2 separate regions of the Homo sapiens genome follow, and region 2 is linked to region 1. Evidence: chromatin loops called from intact Hi-C (ENCODE). Cell type or tissue: psoas muscle. All regions are shown on one strand. Links, peaks and the distances in the headings refer to the core of each region. The heading gives the core; the rest is flanking DNA. Region 1 holds the start of TMEM233 (transmembrane protein 233). Region 2 overlaps PRKAB1-AS1 (PRKAB1, TMEM233 and CCDC60 antisense RNA 1).

Evidence for each region. Hi-C counts contacts between places; a loop is a spot of excess contacts. Peaks named below come from ENCODE experiments on the same cell type or tissue, not always from the same donor. Only the 100,000 strongest peaks of a DNase experiment are listed, where the experiment ranks them.
Region 2: it touches region 1 in a loop (3.0-fold over the local background); 9 of 110 quality-filtered maps call a loop at or near these places.

The regions. Positions count from the first base shown.
Region 1 is chr12:119,586,557-119,598,335 of GRCh38, forward strand. TMEM233 (transmembrane protein 233) reads left to right here and starts at 7,218. Exons shown (of 3, transcript NM_001136534.3): 1 at 7,218-7,478. The coding sequence starts at 7,293. All of the region lies in intron 1 of PRKAB1-AS1 (PRKAB1, TMEM233 and CCDC60 antisense RNA 1), which reads right to left. RefSeq lists an enhancer at 7,206-7,779. In psoas muscle, for the core only: no CTCF peak of the experiment used is centred there; DNase peaks (open chromatin) are centred at 7,155, 8,045, 8,635, 9,545 and 1 weaker place; H3K4me3 peaks cover 4,390 bases; H3K27ac peaks cover 5,329 bases.
Region 2 is chr12:119,644,828-119,652,827 of GRCh38, forward strand. The region is part of intron 1 of PRKAB1-AS1 (PRKAB1, TMEM233 and CCDC60 antisense RNA 1); the gene reads right to left. It also overlaps a transcript of TMEM233 not described here. Among named protein-coding and RNA genes, the nearest start is that of PRKAB1-AS1, 19 kb to the right of the region's middle. In psoas muscle, for the core only: a CTCF peak has its summit at 4,584 (motif pointing left); a DNase peak (open chromatin) is centred at 914; H3K27ac peaks cover 1,992 bases.

The sequences.
Region 1 (11,779 bases), core at 3,780-11,779:
CATCCATCACTCTGGTTGCAATTCCCTGCCCAACTTTCAGTCCTTCAAGCCCTAAGTGGTTTGGAGTTCAGAGTCTTTGGAAATAATTCTGCTTCATGAGACCTCTCCCCAATCCTCCCAGCATAGACAGACTTGCTTTGAGTGTCTCCATTTCATCTGATGATGCCACAGTACTTTCCTGGGTAGGTGGTGAGGGAAGAGAGAAAGGAAATAGGGCTTAGAAGCCTCTCTAAAATTCCTGCTCTGTGTGTGTGTGTGTGTGTGTGTGTGTGTGTGTGTGTGTGTGTGTGTGTGTCAGGGTCTCACTCTGTCACCCAGGCTGGAGTGCAATGGCACAAAAATGGCTCACTGCAGCCTCAACCTCCTGGACACAATCAATTCTCCCACCTTAGCCTCCTGACTAGCTAGGACTACAGGAACACACCACCAAGCCCAGTTAATTTTGTTGGTATTTTCTGTAGAAACGGGGTTTTGCCATGTTGCTCAGGCTGGTCGCAAACTCCTGGGCTCAAGCAATCCTCCCACCTCAGCCTCCCAAAGTGCTGGGATTACAGGCATGAGCCACCGTGCCCAGCCATGCTTTCTTATTTTTCATACAAAAGATGACAAATTCCCCAAAAGTATCCAACAAAAGGAAAACAATTAAATTATCATACAATTTTTAAAGCGATCAAAAATGATTATCATCAAGTTTTAAAGCAATCAAAAAGAGAATCACAATTTGCAAAGGGTTTAGTATACAGCATTAAGTTTTTAAAAAATCAAGATACCAAATTGTGTATGTACTTTTATTGCAAGTGTATGAAAATTGCACCTGGATCCAAGGACTAGAAGAGAGTATGAGGAATGTCAATGCTAGTATATTAGAGTATGGGTGGTTTCCCTCTGATTTCCATTACCACTTCTATATTTGCTAATTATTATAAGCAGCTCATCCATGAGCTACAGAGTATGGTCCAATACACAGCATTTTGTATCATCAATTCAGCAAGAAGAGTGACAGGTGGACGCTTTCTTAGTATCTGGTACAATGAAGGACAAATAGGGAAAGAATTGCATTTTAAGCCTGAGAGGCTGAGTTTTATTTAATATGGTCCTCTGTCCAGAAGTAGTTTCATTAAAAGGTATGGCTTAAGAAATTAACGAGACCAGGTGTGGTGGCTCATGCCTGTAATCACAACACTTTGGTAGGCCAAGGCAGGTGGATCACCTGAAGTCAGGAGTTCAAGACCAGCCTGGCCAACATGGTGGAACCCCATCTCTACTGAAAATACAGAAATTAGCCGGGCATGGTGGCAGGCGCCTGTAATCCCAGATGCTCAGGAGGCTGAGGCAGGAGAATCACTTGAACCCAGGAGGAGGAGGCTGCAATGAGCTGAGATCACACCACTGCACTCCAGCCTGGGCAACTCTGACTCAAAAAAAAAAAAAAAAAAAAAAGAAAGGAAAGAAGGAAGGAAGGAAGGAAGGAAGGAAACCAAATCTGTTTCCCCCTATACTTCCTCTCCTCTGTTTTTCCCTTTTTTCTTTTTTTTTTTTTTTTTTTGTGAGAGGACCAAAGTTGTTGGAAAGTGGAAAGGTAAATGGTTTTCTAATAATATTAGCCAAAAAGACACTGTTATTTTGTAGCAAACCCCTGAGACCACAGCAGTTACTTTATGGCTTTATGACTACTAACGGCTGGCACTTGAGACTAATGCAAAATTTGGCAGCAAATACTTGCAACCTCTTACCATTTCCTAAAGATCTGGACTCTCTCTCTTATATTCTCACAGATCAGCAGAATCTCTCTCTCTCTCTCTCTCTCCTCCCTCCCCCACCCCCTGCCCCTCCACCCCAGCCCACTTTTATTTTGGAATCCCAGACATAGCTAAGATCAAATGCACAGATTTCCAGCACACATTCATAGATTCAACACCAATCCATTGCCATTGAATGTTATAAATTCGGGGATCCATTTGGCATTGGGAAGTTGTTCTTTGAATCCATCTCATTTCATCTCTTATGAAGCATCTCATGTCTGTAGTCTATTGAATCTATGGTTGTTTCCTTGGCCTAAATTTTAATTTTACCTTTCATACATATCTTACGATACAACTTCTCAACCAGCCAATCTGAATTGTTTCTCTGCTCTTTCAAAGACTGATATCTACCCTGTAAGATCACAATTCACAAAGAAAAGATCACGAATGCAGACACTCAGATACAAAAGAGATTCATCACAGCAATTTTTAAAATAACTGTATAAACACTAAAAATAACTGCAATACTTAGTGATCAGGGCATGGTGACATAAATAATAATTCATTTAATCAATGGGAAATTACTCAGACCATGAAAATATCTGCAAAGGATGTTAACCATCATATAATGTTGCGTGAGAAAAAGAGGAAACAAAACTGTATATAATTCCATTTTAGTGGAAAATGATATATACATATACAAAGAAGACCAGAAGGAAATAGTTCCTTCTGTTTGTAGTGGTTACTTGGATGACACCTCCTTCTGTTTATGTTTTTCTTCATTTTCTCAATTTTCTTAAATGAATACGTATTACTTTTACATTTGGAAATAAACTTGTTTCAAAGATCAAAAAGGCAAGTTGCTACACTAGAATCCAGAAAGCTACAGTAAGCCTTTCCCCTCTCCTAGGCTGGCTATTAGAAAGTTGCTTTCTCTTCTGTCTCATTTGAAAGAGGGTAGGTATTGCCACATTATTAAGCAATCAGCCAGTAGGGTTCATCCAAGAACAATAAACTGACCTCTCAAGAGAAAATTAGTGAAGCTCAGGAAATTAGAGCTGGAAACCCCCACTGAGTGATCTAATGCATCCCTCAAGAATCAGCACCATATACATTACATTTTCTGGTGTAGGCACTTTCTTTTCAATTTAATTTGAAAAGTTTCAAGTGATGGCAATTTCACTGCTACATCTTAGACCAGTCAACAAGCTATTAATCCATCTTCCCTGAGCAGAGCATAATAACTCCAATGAACTTCAGAGATATCCATTTAACTTTCTGGCCTGGACCTGCCAGCTGAACAAATATCTCAGACCGAGTTCAAATTCTGGCACCTCCTCTTAGCCAGAAGACTTTACACAAGTCCCTTTACCTATCTGTTCCTAGGTTTCCTCATTTGGGAAAAAGAAAACCTCATCACCTCCCTCAGAAAATTTGCTGTAGGAATTAAATGAGATGATACACACAGGGAATGCACTTAGTGCAACAGTGGTGCTCGGTCAATGTTTGGCGATTCTAGAGTGCTCGGCTCATGTTAAGCAGTTGTTTTCCTGGCAGAAGAAACAGTCCACAATGAGTCAACAATCCCTTCTTTTGGCTTTCCCTAGATGACACTAGTGGGTTACAGTGAACAATATAGTTCAAAACTTTGAAAAGCAAAATTTCATTTGGTACCCAAACCTTGGGCTACTGGCACCAACGAAATTAACTAGCCTCATCAACACCTGTGAAAAGAAGGGGGAAAAATAAAAATACAAATATTTTTAAAATAAATTAGGCTCAGATCACAAATATGGTTCAGAGAGCACTTTTTCATTGTGAATAAGAGCCAGAATTGGAAGCCCAGGAGGATGGGAAAAAGAAGACATGGAATGAAGAGTCACATTTGAGAATGAATCAATAGTTTGATGAATAATTCATGGAGAGGCTGAAGGAAAGAGAAGAAGAATGCTGCCAAGTACCTAACTTGGAGGACTAAATTCACAATTTATTCATTCAATGAATTATCTGTTGAGCACCTGCTAATGGCCAGGCACAGTTCTGGGTGTTTGGGATAACACAGCAAACAAAATGGAAAAAAATATCTGCCCTTGTGGAGCTTCCTTTCTAGTGGGAAAGACAGTAAATAAGAAGACAAATAAATAAAAAAGACCATGTCTGACATAGAAAATAAACAAGGTAATGGGATGGAGAATAAGAGGATGGGGTCCACTTTAGATATGATGGTCAGGGAAGGCCTCTGTCAGGCGGTAACATGTGAGTTAGTGGGTCCTGGAAGATGAGAAGGAACCAATAGTTAGAGAGGAGAGGAAGCATTCCAGGAGGAAAGAACAGTAGGTACAGAGACTTTGGGGTGGGAAAAGGTTAGGTATGTTAGAGAAACGGGGAAAAATGTCTATGTAATTGAAGTGCAGTAAGAAAGGAGAGAATTCTGGGCATGGTGGTGCATGCCTGTAATCCCAGCACTTTGGGAGGCTGAGGCGGGAGGATCGCTTGAGGCCAGGAGCTCGACGTTGCAGAGAGCTATGATTGCACAACTGCACTCCAGCCTGGGTGACAGAGCAAGGCTGTCTCTAAAAAATAAATAGTAAATAAATAAATAAATAAGAAAGGAGATACTTGGCAGAAGAGATTGGAAAAGTGAGCAGTGTTCATTGACCAAAGACCAAGCCTTGAGAAGCAAGTTCTTAGGGAAGACAATGAGTTCCTCTTTGACACATTGAGTTTGGGACACCTGAGAGGATTTCCAAGCTAAAGATCCTGGACTGTGTCCTAAGAATTAGAGACAGAACTGGGATCTGAGAAATTGCTCAGTTGCATCAGAATCACCAGGGAGTATTCTAAAAATACAGTTTTCTCAGGCATTAAAAGTACAGATTTCTGGCCAGGCGTGATGGCTCATGCCTATAATCCCAGCACTTTGGGAGGCCGAGGCAGGCAGATCACAGGGGCAGGTGATGGAGACCATCCTGGCTAACACGGTGAAACCCCGTCTCTACTAAAAATACAAAAAAATTAGCCAGGCGTGGTGGTGGGTGCCTGTAGTCCCAGCTACTCGGGAGACTGAGGCAGGAGAATGGCATGAACCTGGGAGGCAGAGCTTGCAGTGAGCCGAGATCGCACCACTGCACTCCAGCCTGGGTGACAGAGTGAGACTCCATCTCAAAAAAAAAAAAAAAAAAAGTACAGATTTCTGGGGTGCTACCTGAGAAATTCTAATCCAAGTAGGTCTTGATCAAAACCTGAAAATCATTTTTTTCAATACATCCAGGTAATTTTGGTCAATTCATTCAAGAAACATTTCTTGCATTCCTACTATGCACCAGGACAATTCTTAAGTGCTGGAAATATAGTTCTGAACAGGTTGGACAGGCTATAGTCTAGAGATAGAACAAACAGTGAACAAGTAAAGAAATAAATTACAATTGTGACACGCTACACACACAAAAAATAATAAACTGGCAAGAATAAAATAAGGATGGAGACCTACACTAGATAATCTACAAGAAGACCTCTCTTTGAGGAAGTGACTTGACCTGTCACCTGAGGAATAAGAAGGAGGAGCCTCCCAGCACTTTGGGAGGCCAAAGCGGGTGGATCATGAGGTCAGGAGTTCAAGACCAGCCTGGCCAAGATGGTGAAACCCTGTGTCTACTAAAAATACAAAAATTAGCTGGGCGTGGTGGCAGACACCTGTAATCCCAGCTACTCGGGAGGCTGAGGCAGAGAATTGCTTGAACCCAGGAGGTGGAGGTTGCAGTGAGCCGAGATCACACCACTGCACTCCAGCCTGGGTGACAGAGTGAGACTCCAACTCAAAGTAAAAAAAAAAAGAAGGAGGAGCCATGTGACAGCCAGGGAAAAACAGCCGAGGCAGAGGGAACAGCCAATGCAAAGACTTGGTTGAGAATTCAGTAGATGAATCTAATCTTTTAGTTACTCCCATTTTATTAATCCATCAAAATGAGAAAGAAGGCATGGCGGAGAATGTACTATTTCATCTTTGTGTGTTCACCCAGCAAGCTATACTAAGCACCTCCCTTGTACCAGGAACTGTGCCAGATGCTGACACAAAGATGAGCCAGATGACCCCTTCTCTCGGGGAGTGTGCAGTCCAATGAGGGAGGCAGATAACAAAATAAGTATGGCTCATGAGATAAGTGAGAATCTCCCAGGCAATCAGCTTATATTCTGAGAAAGCCAAGAAGATGATTAATAGTTTCAAGTATGATGATGTGAGCAATTGCTTTTGACACTGCATGATCAAATTATTTTCATTTCTTTGTGGTCCTGCAGCTCAGAATACCTGGATTTTTGGTGAAATATTAGCAAGGGATATCAAGTTTAGGATACTGTATAATGCACTATATGTTTCAGAATATAAGGAGAAATAGTATGCTAATAATAGCTAATATTTATTGAGCACATGGATTGACCTGGATAATGTACCATCTCATAGAAGAGTCACTACGACTTTATGAGGCAGGGACTATTATTTCCCCTTTTTCAGATGGAGAAATAGGGGCTTAGCAAGATGAAGGGGCTTTCCTGAAGTGACAATTTCCTAGTTCTGTCTGGATTCAAGCTTCAGTTCTGGTCCATACGGCCCTCTCATGAATAGCTTAGACACTGATACAATTGCTTTTCTCACACTAGTCCCCAAAGTGGATACCTTGTTCTTCTTCCCAGCCCACTCATCCATCTAGGTTGCCTAGGCCAGCCTGATCTACCTGCATTTCTCCCCAGGGGTCCTGCAGGTGGAAAAGTGGAAAGAAGAATTCCTTGTTTCCACACTGGGGAGGGCACCTGGACGGGCATGGACCGGGCAGTGCCCACTGACTGACTATACTGGACTCCAGTCTCTTGAGCCCCAAGTAGAATGTGGAAAGCTTTGAGGCCAAAGCTGGGCACCTGGTTCCCACCCCACCTGGGGGAGGGGGTCGGGGGGAGGAGAAATTCCTGGGGCTCAGTGTTCAAGGTCTGAGGCACAGGAGACAAATCAAATGCCCAGGCACCAGACAGTTAAGGTAAAACGTTGAAGTCAAGAGGAAGTAGTGAGTCTGTTGCCAACTGGATAGGGTTGGTCCTGTCCCATCTAAATGTATTAGAATTAAGTGGCTTTTAAAAATGAGCTGGTCATCTTCAGCCCACGGGCTGGCCAATTTGGAACTTAATGGGCCTTTGCGTCCTCCTTCCCTGAGCCTCCTTTTATTCCAGACTTCTCAGTGTGAGTCTGTGCGTCCCTCCGACGATCTCAGGGAGTGGGGTGCCTTCATCTGCCTGTTCCCTGTTCCTCAGGCTGACGCTCCCGCTGTCCTCCCCGCCTCCCCTCACTCCTTTTCTCCCTCCCTTCCTCCTTGTGGGGAGGCTCTTGGCCAGGGTCCCTGAGCCCGGGCGGGTGCTGGCAGAGGACGCAGAAGGGGTGAGGTCACGTCTCCCTTGAGCCCCGAGCCGCTGGCTTTTCAGAGCCTCGCCACAAGCCGGCGGCCAGAGCCCCAGACCACACAGACCGTGCGCTCCTCCGCCCTCCCGGCGCCGCCGGCCTCGCCCATGTCTCAGTACGCCCCTAGCCCGGACTTCAAGAGGGCTTTGGACAGCAGTCCCGAGGCCAACACTGAAGATGACAAGACCGAGGAGGACGTGCCCATGCCCAAGAACTACCTGTGGCTCACCATCGTCTCGTGTTTTTGCCCTGCGTACCCCATCAACATCGTGGCTTTGGTCTTTTCCATCATGGTGAGTGAATCACGGCCAGAGGCAGCCTGGGAGGAGAGACCCGGGCGGCTTTGAGCCCCTGCAGGGGAGTCCGCGCGCTCTCTGCGGCTCCCTTCCTCACGGCCCGGCCCGCGCTAGGTGTTCTTTGTCCTCGCACCTCCTCCTCACCTTTCTCGGGCTCTCAGAGCTCTCCCCGCAATCATCAGCACCTCCTCTGCACTCCTCGTGGTACTCAGAGCCCTGATCAAGCTTCCCCCAGGCTAGCTTTCCTCTTCTTTCCAGCTCCCAGGGTGCGTTTCCTCTCCAACCCGGGGAAGTTCTTCCGTGGACTTTGCTGACTCCTCTGACCTTCCTAGGCACTTGCCCGGGGCTTCTCAACCCTCTTTTCTAGAGCCCCAGTGCGCGCCACCCTAGCGAGCGCAGTAAGCTCATACCCCGAGCATGCAGGCTCTACGTTCCTTTCCCTGCCGCTCCGGGGGCTCCTGCTCTCCAGCGCCCAGGACTGTCTCTATCTCAGCCTGTGCTCCCTTCTCTCTTTGCTGCGCCCAAGGGCACCGCTTCCGCCACTCTCCGGGGGGTCCCCAGGCGATTCCTGATGCCCCCTCCTTGATCCCGTTTCCGCGCTTTGGCACGGCACGCTCTGTCCAGGCAACAGTTTCCTCTCGCTTCTTCCTACACCCAACTTCCTCTCCTTGCCTCCCTCCGGCGCCCCCTTTTTAACGCGCCCGAGGCTGGCTCACACCCACTACCTCTTTAGGCCTTTCTTAGGCTCCCCGTGTGCCCCCCTCACCAGCAAAGTGGGTGCGCCTCTCTTACTCTTTCTACCCAGCGCGTCGTAGTTCCTCCCCGTTTGCTGCGCACTGGCCCTAACCTCTCTTCTCTTGGTGTCCCCCAGAGCTCCCAGGCGCCCCTCCACCGCTCTGTCCTGCGCCCGGGGCTCTCCCGGGAATGAACTAGGGGATTCCACGCAACGTGCGGCTCCGCCCGCCCTCTGCGCTCAGACCTCCCGAGCTGCCCGCCTCTCTAGGAGTGGCCGCTGGGGCCTCTAGTCCGCCCTTCCGGAGCTCAGCTCCCTAGCCCTCTTCAACCCTGGTAGGAACACCCGAGCGAACCCCACCAGGAGGGCGACGAGCGCCTGCTAGGCCCTCGCCTTATTGACTGCAGCAGCTGGCCCGGGGGTGGCGGCGGGGTGAGGTTCGTACCGGCACTGTCCCGGGACAACCCTTGCAGTTGCGCTCCCTCCCCCACCGGCTCACCTCGCCTGCAGCTGGGCCACGGAACTCCCCGGCCACAGACGCAGAGCCCTGATTCAGCGCTGTGAAAATCGCTAGCCACCCGTCCCCCATCAAGTCCGCCCACACTTGCCCACGGGTGGTGGCACCATATTCGATTCGTGGGCACCTGCAAGGCTCCATTTGCACCCGTAACTTGCCCTTTCCCAAACCCGGTTTGTGGACAGCGTCTGCACCGATATGAAAGCGTGCAGCCGCTGAAGTTCAGACAAGTCTGTATTCAAATCCCAATTCTCCCACTTTCTAGCTGTGTGATCTCTGAAGTCACTGCATCTCTGAACCTCAGTCTCTTTGTAAAACCAGAATAATCATAGCCATGTTTCTTGGGGTTGTTGGGAGCATTCATGACATAAATAATTGTAAAGTGCTTAGAACAGTGACCAGCACGGTATCTTTACAAAATCTTTACTCAAATGTCACTTCATGAGGCCTTCTGTGATTACTGTTTAAAATCAGGACCCCCATCCACCCACCCCGCGCAAGCTCTGTTCTTCCTTCCCTGCTACCTTTTGACCAAATTACTTCTCTCCATCTGATATAGTATTTTAATTATTTGTATGTTTACAGTCTGTGTCCCTCTCATTAGAATATAAGCTCCATAAGGGCAGGAATATTTGTTGGTTCCTGTATCTTCAGCATCTAGAAGAAAATGTGGCACGTGGTAGATGCTTAATAAGTATCATGAAATGAATGCATGCATGAATGAATGGTGTGGATGAATCATTAACCTTTTTTTCCCATCCTGGAGGCCCGGAAGCCGTCGCATCCGGTTCCTTCCGACCAACCAGCCAATTTCCTCCCTTCCTTCCTCTCCCCATATATCCGGTCTTGACTTTTTTTGCCGAGAGTCTGGAAACAATGCTGCAGCCAAATTCTCCAGGCAGCAGCAGACTGTCTGGCTGGCACTGGTGCCCACATTCTATCCTGCTTTATTAATGAAGCAGCCAATTCACTCCTTTCCCAGTGCCACTTAGAAAACTGCCTGCAAAGGCTTTTTCCCTCATTGGTCTGAAATGAGCTGGCACTCCAGATGGTAGTGACAGGTCAGATATTAATGATGCTGCTTGGTATGCCCTGGGAGATGAGGTTTGCACATGCTTTGAATTGAAACTTCCTTTTCTAATCCCCTCTTCCCCATTCCCTCCCCCACTGGAGACAGTTTACTATGGACAAGTTTGTATCTTTTTTTTTTTTTTTTTTTTTTGAGACGGAGTCTTGCTCTGTCACCCAGGCTGGAGTGCAGTGGCACAATCTCGGCTCACTGCAACCTCCACCTCCCGGGTTCAAGCGATCCTTCCACCCCAGCCACCCCAACCAGCTGGGACTACAGACGCCGGCCACCACGCCCGACTAATTTTTGTATTTTTAGTAGAGACAGGGTTTGACCATGTTGCCCAGGCTGATCTCAAACTCCTGACCTCAAGTGATCTGCCCGCCTCAGCCTCCCAGAGTGCTGGGATTACATGGGTGAGCCACTGCGCCCGGCCAAGTTTTGTACCTTTTTAAAGCCTTGGTTTCTTCATCTATAAAATGGGAATGTGAAAGCTGTTTTAAGTTGAGCAAAACTGTTGTAAGGATGAAACAAAACAAAGCATTCTAGTTCTTAGCACTATGCTAGGTACATGCAATAATTGTCAGACAGATGTATAGATTTGGAACCTGGAGATATCATGTTACATATAAAAACAAACAGAAATTCTAAACAGTGTGTCCTACACCCTTCCTGTTGCACTGGAAGTCTTTTCCCATTGATATATAGTGCAGCTCTGGACTTGATCAGTTTCATCACAAGGACTCCAAAGGACAAAGGACAAAGAGGAAGAGGAAGGATGTGCAGTAGAAAGGTGGGAGACCAATTCTGCCAGGCGTTTGCTTCCCCTAGGGTCTCTTGTGATGTTCAGTCCTGGCAATTTTCAACTCTCACTTCTCTGTAATTTATGATTTGTGGTGCCCTCAATGATTTGGGGTGTTACTGGCATTTGGTGGAAAAAGCCGAAGTACTAATGTCTGCCATGCTAGGGGCTGTCCCCCAGTGAAGAATGGGCACATTCCCAATACCAAGACCATCCCAATGAAGAAGCACTGTAGGATGATGCAAATTGATATAAACATGGATGTGTGGAACATACTGACAAGGCTCAAAATAATTAGTTTCCAGAATGGTAAAAAAAAAAAGAGCCAACAATCTCAAAACAATCAATGCTTAAATATTTATTACACCAAGCCTGAGAAGCTTTCTATAAAATCACCAAATTAGAGTAGGTGCTGGCAAAGAAAACTACTTTGGAAAAATACACATTCAAGAAGAGTGTTCTTCGAGTGGTGGATTTCTGTGTTCTTTCTACCACCCCATGTAGAACCAGGGGAGTCCTGGGGTCCTGGGGGTTAGGAGGTGGCACACTACAGACAAGCTCTAGTCCAACATGTCATGTGGTATTGGATGTTGATGGGTCAAGCATTGTCAGGGACACAGAAGTGTTTCTTCCTCTATATATTGAAAGTCTGTTTATTGAAAGCATACTTAACCTCAATTTGAGGGACGCATGTCTCAAGAATTTCCCCCTAGACTGGGTTCCTGGTAGCTCATATTGCATCGTTGTGTGAATTTGAATATGGCACATTTTCTCCATGCAGACACAGCCCTCCACCAGGGCACATAGCTTGGTGAGGAGCACAAGCTGGCTTTCAGGCCTCATTCAACATGATCTCACCCATCCCTGGCTATCTGTTTATTCCATGTGAAAGAACCCTATAATTTCCTAATGTGGCCCTCGACCCTGGAGAAAGAATATTTATTTGTTATTCAACATGTACTTATTGAGCATCTATTATGTGCCAGGCTCTATTCCAGCTATTCCTTTATCTCTATCAAGTGGCAAATAAGATCAGCAAGGTCTCTGCCCTCCTGGATCTCAAAGAAGTGGGGCTCTAGGCAAGTTGCAAGAGTGTTGGCAAATTTAGGGTTAGTTCACTGTCTATTGGTTTTGTAGCTGGAATTTGCTACCTGACTCAGAAGACGAGTTTGTGCCC
Region 2 (8,000 bases), core at 1-8,000, 54 kb after region 1:
CCTTCTCTGACCAGTATTTATAGAGCACCTGCTCAACCACAGAAACTGGGCTGGTGGAAATTCCAGAATGTTTAAGAGAGACCCCTGAGAAGGTGGCAGTAGTCTAGTGGGGGGAACAGACACACACAAACAATGAGAAGGAAACATGAGAGTGCCCAGACAGAGGCATAAACAAAGTATTGTGCCATCACTTTGCAGGAGAACACACTGGCTGTACTAAAGGGAAGGAAGACAGTCCCTGTCCTACCATTCTTCGCAGTGCTGAGGCCAATAGGGCTACAGCTCTTGAAGTTGCCCTGTCTCTGCCCACAAGTTATGGGCAGAAACAGATGCAGATATAAAATCGCTGGCCTCAGCTCCTGGATCAGCAAATTACCTTTGGCCTACAGCAGGACAGCTGCATTCAGCAAAACAGCATGATGCACATATCTTGATACGTAACCCTAGATTCAGGCTTCTAAATATAAGAGACAGTTCTGGGCCACCAATTACCAAAAAAAAAAAAAAAAAAATCTTGTAAGATAACGTTCATACTCATGGGTTACAACCAATTCTTAAAAAATACTCACGAATATTGAATATTTAAGTCTGGGGAATTGCCCTATAAAAATATGTCCCTGCACCAAAACACTTTGAATTCTGGTTTGGACAAGCACAAAGAGAGGCAGGCATAAAGATGACTCAGGCATCACCTACACTTGCTGGAGAAGCCACAGAAAGAAGGAATTCCCTTTCCAATACATTCATTCATTCATTCCAGTAGACATCTATTTATCAGGGGTCAGGAGAGGGAAGTATGAAGTTGCCTCTGTGCATTGCCTGCATGAGGCATCAGAGAGTTTCATCTCGAGTACCTGTTCCAAACCTCGGGTGAGCAGCCAGTCAGACCTGCAATGACCCGGTCACGGCGTTCATCTCTCTTCCTGTCCCAGTGTAGAATTTCCCAGTTTGCACCCACACTGGTTCACTGATGCACCCAAGCTGTCTGCTCCTGGAACTGTGACCAAGTGTTTACTCCCCCAGGTCACGTGGAATCCCATGCATGGGGACTAGTTGTACTAGTTGTACTAGTTGGAGTGAAAGTATTGGGAGGAACTCATAAAAGGCCAAATTCTGCCTATATAGAAATGGCCTGATCACCCCCAAGAAAGAGGACCTAAAGCACGCCTAGAAGGGAAGGTAAATAAATATTTCTTGAGCCATTACCAAAGCTCATCTAAACAATTACAGTAGCTTTTTTTTTTTTTTGAGATGGAGTCTTGCTCTGTTGCCCAGGCTTGAGTACAGTGGCATGATCTTGGCTCACTGCAACCTCCGCCTCCCAGGTTCAAGCAATTCTTCTGCCTCAGCCTCCCGAGTAGCTGGGACTACAGGCTAGCACCACCATGCCCAGCTAATTTTTTGTATTTTTAGTAGAGACGGAGTTTTGCCATGTTGGCCGGGCTGGTCTCGAACTCCTGGCCTCAAGTGATCCGCCCACCTCGGCTTCCCAAAGTGCCAAGATTAAAGGCATGAGCCACGGCACCAGTCCTACAGTAGCTTTCTTACAGGGCTCTCTGGTATAACAACCATTACAAACTTAATGAGTTAAAACAACCCAAATTTATTATCTTGCAGTTCTGGAGGTCAGAAGTCTAAAACGGGTCTTGCTGGACCAAAATCAAGATGGCGGCAGGGTTGGATTCCTTTCTGGAAGTTCGTAGAGAGAATCCCTTTTCTTGCCTTTTCCACCTTCTAGAAGCTATCCACATGCCTTGACTCAGGGCCTCCTTCCATCTTCAACGGCAGCAAAGTCACCATTTACTTATTTATTATCTTCTTTATTATCTACCTCCTCCCCTTAAGATGCCTTTTTCACACTGCATCTCTTTTGTTCTGACTCCTTTTCCTCTCTCTTCCCCATTTAGGGACCCTTGTCATTACTTTGGGTCCACCTGGATGATCCAGAAAAATCTCCTTATTTTAAGGTCAGCTGATTAGCAACCTTAATTCCATCTGCTCCCTTAATTCCTCTTTACCATGTAACCCAACATATTCACAAGTTCCAGGTGTTTGTATGGGGATATCTTTTGGCGAGCATTATTCTGTCTACTACATCTTGCTTTGACATCCATTCGCTTAAAAAACACACACAGCAGCCAGGGTTATCTCACAACCTAGACTTAATCACATCATTCCTCTGCTGAAACCCAACCCACACACCCAGTGACCACCCACGGAATTAAAACTCAAACTTTCTTTTTTTTTGGAAGAGATGGGAGTCTTGCTATGTGGCCCAGGCTAGTCTCAAACTTCTGGCCTCAAGCAATCCTCCCACCTCTGCCTCCGAAAGTGCTGGGATTGTAGGTGTAAGCCACCATACCCAGCCTTTAAAATCCAAACTTTTTTTGTGTGTCCTTAAAAAGGTCTTTATTACTAAAAGCTGGAAGGTCAGTCTTTAACCCCCAATCACAAAATGCTACTTTGCCTCGACAAGCAGGCTTTTTAGTTGAGTTGGTGTCTCTTTTGTAGTTAAGACAAGCATTTGCCCTTGTTGACCAGTGATCAGGAATCCGTTCTTGTAATTTTGCCCTTTCATCCTTGATAGGTGAAATCAGTACCTTTTCCACAACTTTGTTTATTCTTCATTTTTTTTGTCTTCGGAGTAAAAGACCAAGGGACATTAACAAGTTGATGGTCCCCTAGATATGGGCTCTAGTGCCAGCGAGTCTGTTCTCTTCTTCAGTGTCAAAAGGACTGCTCATTCTGGAGCATCTACTCTTCTGGACTAAAATCCAAACTTTTTTTTATTTTTTAACTTCAAGTTCTGGGATACATGTGCAGAACGTGGAGGTTTGTTACGTAGGTATATGTGTGCCATGGTGGTTTGCTGCACCTATCAACCTATTATCTAGGTTTTAAGCCCTGCATGCATTAAGCATTTATCCTAATGCTCTCCCTCCCTTTGCCCCCCACCCCCCCGACAGGCCCCAGTGTGTTATGTTCCCCTCCCTGTGTCCATGTGTTCTCATTGTTCAACTCCCACTTATGAGTGAGAACATGCGGTGTTTTAAAATCCAAACTTTTAATGATACCCCGCAAAGCCCTACATGATCAGACCCTTGGCTGCCTCTCAGATCTCATCTTCTACCTCGCCCCCACTCTACTCAGCTGCAGCCACACACTGGCCCCAAACATGACAAGATCATTCTGGTCTCAAGGCCTTATGTGTGCTGTTTCCTCCATTCATAACACCATTCTCCAGATTTTCACATAGCTGGTCCTTTCTTCCCCATGCCCTAGGTCACAGTTTCTCAGAGAGGATCAACCTAACCCCCATCTCTAAGGCAACCACCCCACCCCTCATCACTTGCTATTACACCACCCTGTTTTACTTCCTCCATGGGGTTTGCCACCACTAACAATATTTTTATTTAACTGTTTACTTATTTATTATCTTCTTTATTATCTATCTCCTCCCCCTAGGATGTTGACCTTGTGAGGGCAGAGACCTTGTCTGTTCTGTTCACTGATGTGTCCCCAGCATCTAGACTAGGGCTTGGCCCATGGCAGATACTCTATAGCTATTTGCTGAATGAGTGAAAGGTTCTTTTCCCCATGTGCCCTTCCTCCTGGCTAATGTCCACTCCTTTATCTCAGATTAAGTGCCTCTTGTTCAGAGGTGCCTTCTCTGATATGCCAACGTTTCAAGAACATGAGGGTCTCCCTTTTGCATGCTCACACTTCCCCGTGGTTTCACTCAAGGTCATATCACAATGGTAGTTAGATGCAGTTTGCACAATTACCATTTAATATCTGTCTTTCCCAGCAGATCATGAGCCCCCATGAGGGCAGGGACCATGTTCATCTTGTTCACCTCTGTCTTCCTGGTCCCTAGCTTGGTACCTGGCACATAAGTTTCCAATAGTTATTTAATGAATGAATGAATTAATTAATTAATTAATGAGGTAGAGAGAAATGGAAGAAGAAAACTGAGTCAAAGCTTCCTCCATCATCATAGCTTTATTTTTACATTGTTATCTGACAAGATTTAAACTTGAATTTTAAAGCAAGATGAAGCTAACCAAGGTATTGGCTGTAAATCCTGTCTCAAAACTTTCTCACATATTCCTTATCGTGATGGTTTAGAAAAAGGAAGAAATGAAAATCGACTTATACCAAAAAATAATTTCAAGAAGATAGAGACCCGGCTGGGCGCGGTGGCTCATGCCTGTAATCCCAGCACTTTGGGAGGCCGAGGTAGGAGGATCACCTGAGGTCAGAACTTCGAGAACAGCCTGGCCAACATGGTGAAACCCAATGTCTACTAAAAATACAAAAATTAGCCGAGAGTGGTGGTGCATGCTTGTAATCTCAGCTACTCGGGAAGCTGAGGCAGGAGAATCTCCTGAACCCAGGTGGCGGAGGTTGCAGTGAGCCGAGATTGTGCCACTGCACTCCAGCCTGGGCCACAAGAGCAAAACTCTGTCTCAAAAAAACAGAAGAAAAGAAAAAGAAAAGGAGAAGAGAAAAGAAGAGAAAAAGAAAAGATAGAGACCCAAATGAACCCCAGCCTCCTTTGTGCCTGGGATGCCCCCTAGTGGAAAAAATGGAGAAAGACAATTTAGAGTGTTCCCTAACAATTTGACAAATATCGTATTTCTTTGCTTTTTATACTCTCTGAGTTAGTGTAGGATCCAGAAACAAACTGGAAGAAAATCACACAGCTTTGATGAAGCAAAGAAGCAAGATGTTCTAGAGTAATAAACTTTCAGTAAAACAAAAACTGAGCAACTGTTGCTTTGGAACCAGATTTTTGGCTGATCTCTGATGGTAATTTTTGGGCTATCTCACTCTAAGACTTATTTCTGATATGGAACTTTTCAAAAATGATGTAGATTCAATTAGTCACACCTCTGTTCCTTAGAAATTCAAGGTGGATAAGATCATCAAATGCCAACACTGGCTCAGCGGGGCTTGTTCTTCAGTCTCTATATTCTACAATTCTAAACTTAGCTCTTCTGTCCCACGGTAGTTGTTTAACTATTAAAAAAAAAAAAAAAAAAAAAGGGCCGGGCGCGTTGGCTCACGCCTGTAATCCCAGCACTTTGGGAGGCCGAGGTGAGCGGATCACGAGGTAAGGAGATCAAGACCACCCTGGCTAACACGTTGAAACCCCGTCTCTACTAAAAATACAAAAAATTAGCCGGGCGCGGTGGCGGGCGCCTGTACTCCCAGCTACTCAGGAGGCTGAGGCAGGAGAATGGCGTGAACCCGGGAGGCGGAGTTTGCAGTGAGCAGAGATGGCGCCACTGCACTCCAGCCTGGGCAATAGAGCAAGACTCCATCTCAAAAAAAAAAAAAAAAGTGGGTAACTATAATAACAAACATTATGGCTTGCTATTTGCCAGACATTCTGCTAAACCTTTGACATGATCTCTCATTTGATCATTATTAACAACCCTAGATATAAATACCATTAACTTCTCTTTGCATCTGAGGAAACTGAGTCATGGAAGAGTTAAATAATTTGTCTGAGGCACAACTGCTGAATGTTGGGCCATTTGATTTTAAAATCCATGATCTTAATCATTACACTCAATTAACTCCCATAAATGATAAACTAACTCTCAGAGTTTAGTTCATAACTAAGCAAAAATAACAGAACTACTTTCTACGCATAACAGCGTGCAATGACCTAATAGCCTATTACCCATTGTCCCTAATTCGTTGCAAACTTGACATAAATTTCTGTGAGATGAACTTTTACGGCCGATTTGCATTAATTATAACACATTCCTTTTGGGATTGCTTATTTGATTTTGTTGTTGTTGTTGTTGTTGTTGTTGTTTTTGAGACGGAGTCTCGCTCTGTTGCCCAGGCTGGGGTGCAGTGGCACAATCTCAGCTCACTGCAACCTTCACCCCCCAGATTCAAGTGATTCTCCTGCCTCAGCCTCCCCAGTAGCTGGGATTACAGGCATGAGCCACCACACCCAGCTAATTTTTGTATTTTTAGTAGCCATCGGGTTTTGCCATGTTGGCCAGGCTGGTCTTGAACTCCTGAACTCAAGTGATCTCCCCACTTTGACCTCCTAAAGTGCTGGGATTACAGGCACAAGCCACTGCTCCCGGCCTGCTTATTCGATATTTAAGAAGCTCTGAGGTCTCACTTCAATGTCTAAGATATATTTTCTATGCACAATAATTAATATACACAGGAAAGAAAAAACAGCTACATTTCTACTGTTGAAGGATATGAGTCCATCCGAGTATACGATTTAGGATGCTTTGGGTTGTAAGCAACAGAAAATCCAACTGGCTTTAATAAGGGCAGTTACCAGTTCTCACAATGGAAAATTTCAGATAGAAGACAAACTTCAAGGTTGGTTTGATTCTGCACATCACAAATTTAATAGGCTATGGCTCTGTTTCCCTTTGATTTTCTCAGCTTTGTCCACCTTTGTGTATTCTTTGACCTCAAACTGGTTTCTCTCATGGGAGTAGCTCTTCAGGCTACAAACTTCCTCATCAATGTCCTGAGAGAAGGAAGGCCTCTCTACCCTAAACCTTCAGACAAAAGCCCCACTGTATTCTTACTGTAACAGTTAGGTCATACAACCATTCCTGAACCCAGTGCTCCAGTCTGGGTTATGTGACCATTCCGAAAAAAACTGCAGCAAGAAGGGTAGGATTGTCCAGTCAGGACCTGCCTTAAGAATTGCTCAGTAGGCCAGGTGCAGTGGCTCACACCTATAATCCCAGCACTTTGGGAGGCAGAGGTGGGTGGATCATGAGGTTAGGCGGTCAAGACCATCCTGGCCAACATGGTGAAACCCCGTCTCTACTAAATATACAAAAAAAAAAAAAAATTAGCTGGATGTGGTGGCACATGCCTGTAATCCCAGCTACTCGGGAGGCTGAGGCAGGAAAATCACCTGAACCAGGGAGTCGGAGGTTGCAGTGAGCCGAGATCATTCCACTGCAGTCCAGCCTGGCGACAGAGTGAGACTCCGTCTCAAAAAAAAAAAAAAAAAAAAAAAAGAATTGCTCAGTAAACAGTAGCTCTTAGAAATTTTTATTCTAATAAATGAAAATTTCTGTACCCAAGTAAAGTATAAGTAGAATGACTAATAATGAAAAGTTAGTCCACCTCACTCATAAATCAACAAAAGCATAGGAAACCAATGGCATACAACTTTTATTAATCAGACTACCAAAAAAATTTAAAAATTAATAATGCTTAGTGTTGAGGAGGATGTGAGAAACAGATATCACAAACATCATTGCTGCAACACTTTTGGAGAGAAATTTGGCAATTTCTAGCAAAAGTGTAAAGGTATGTACCCTTGGACCTAGTGATTCCATATTAGAAATTATTCCCACTATTTTACTCAGAAAACTATGATATGTGAGCTAGGATATGTGAATCAGTCACATTGTATGGATATACCAAGGCAGTGTTATGTGTGAAAGTTTAAAATGAGAAGCAAAAATGTCCATCAATAGAGACTAATTAGATTTCTGGATTTTAGTAGTGGAGGAGTAACTTATATTGGGCAAATTCCATTGCCTAGTACAGCTACAAACTCTGAACAAAACATTTTTACAAATTAAAGACACCTGAGAACAACTAAAAACTGGAGGGTCAGTAAGAATCCTCATAAAATGGGAATCATCCACATTTACCCGGCTTTTCCTCTGAAGGGTCACCCAGTCTGCATAGCACACAGAGAACAGAGCTCAAGCCAAAAGCAATAGTCTTATTAGGCAGCAGAATCACAGGTTAGAGTTTGGGGCCCCCATGGTGGCTGAAATTTGATGAGAGAAATCCCAGAAATGATAGAGCCACAGAAAAGGGACCTAAAAAATCTGAATATAAACTCCCCTCAAATCCTTGGCTGACTCAAACTGTATTTGTGAAGCCCGACAGAAAACAAAACCAAACCAAAAAGCTGGAGGAGAATGCAAAGAACTGCATTGATCAGTGCTGGGGAGGCAGAGTTTGGAGCTCAAGTTCTA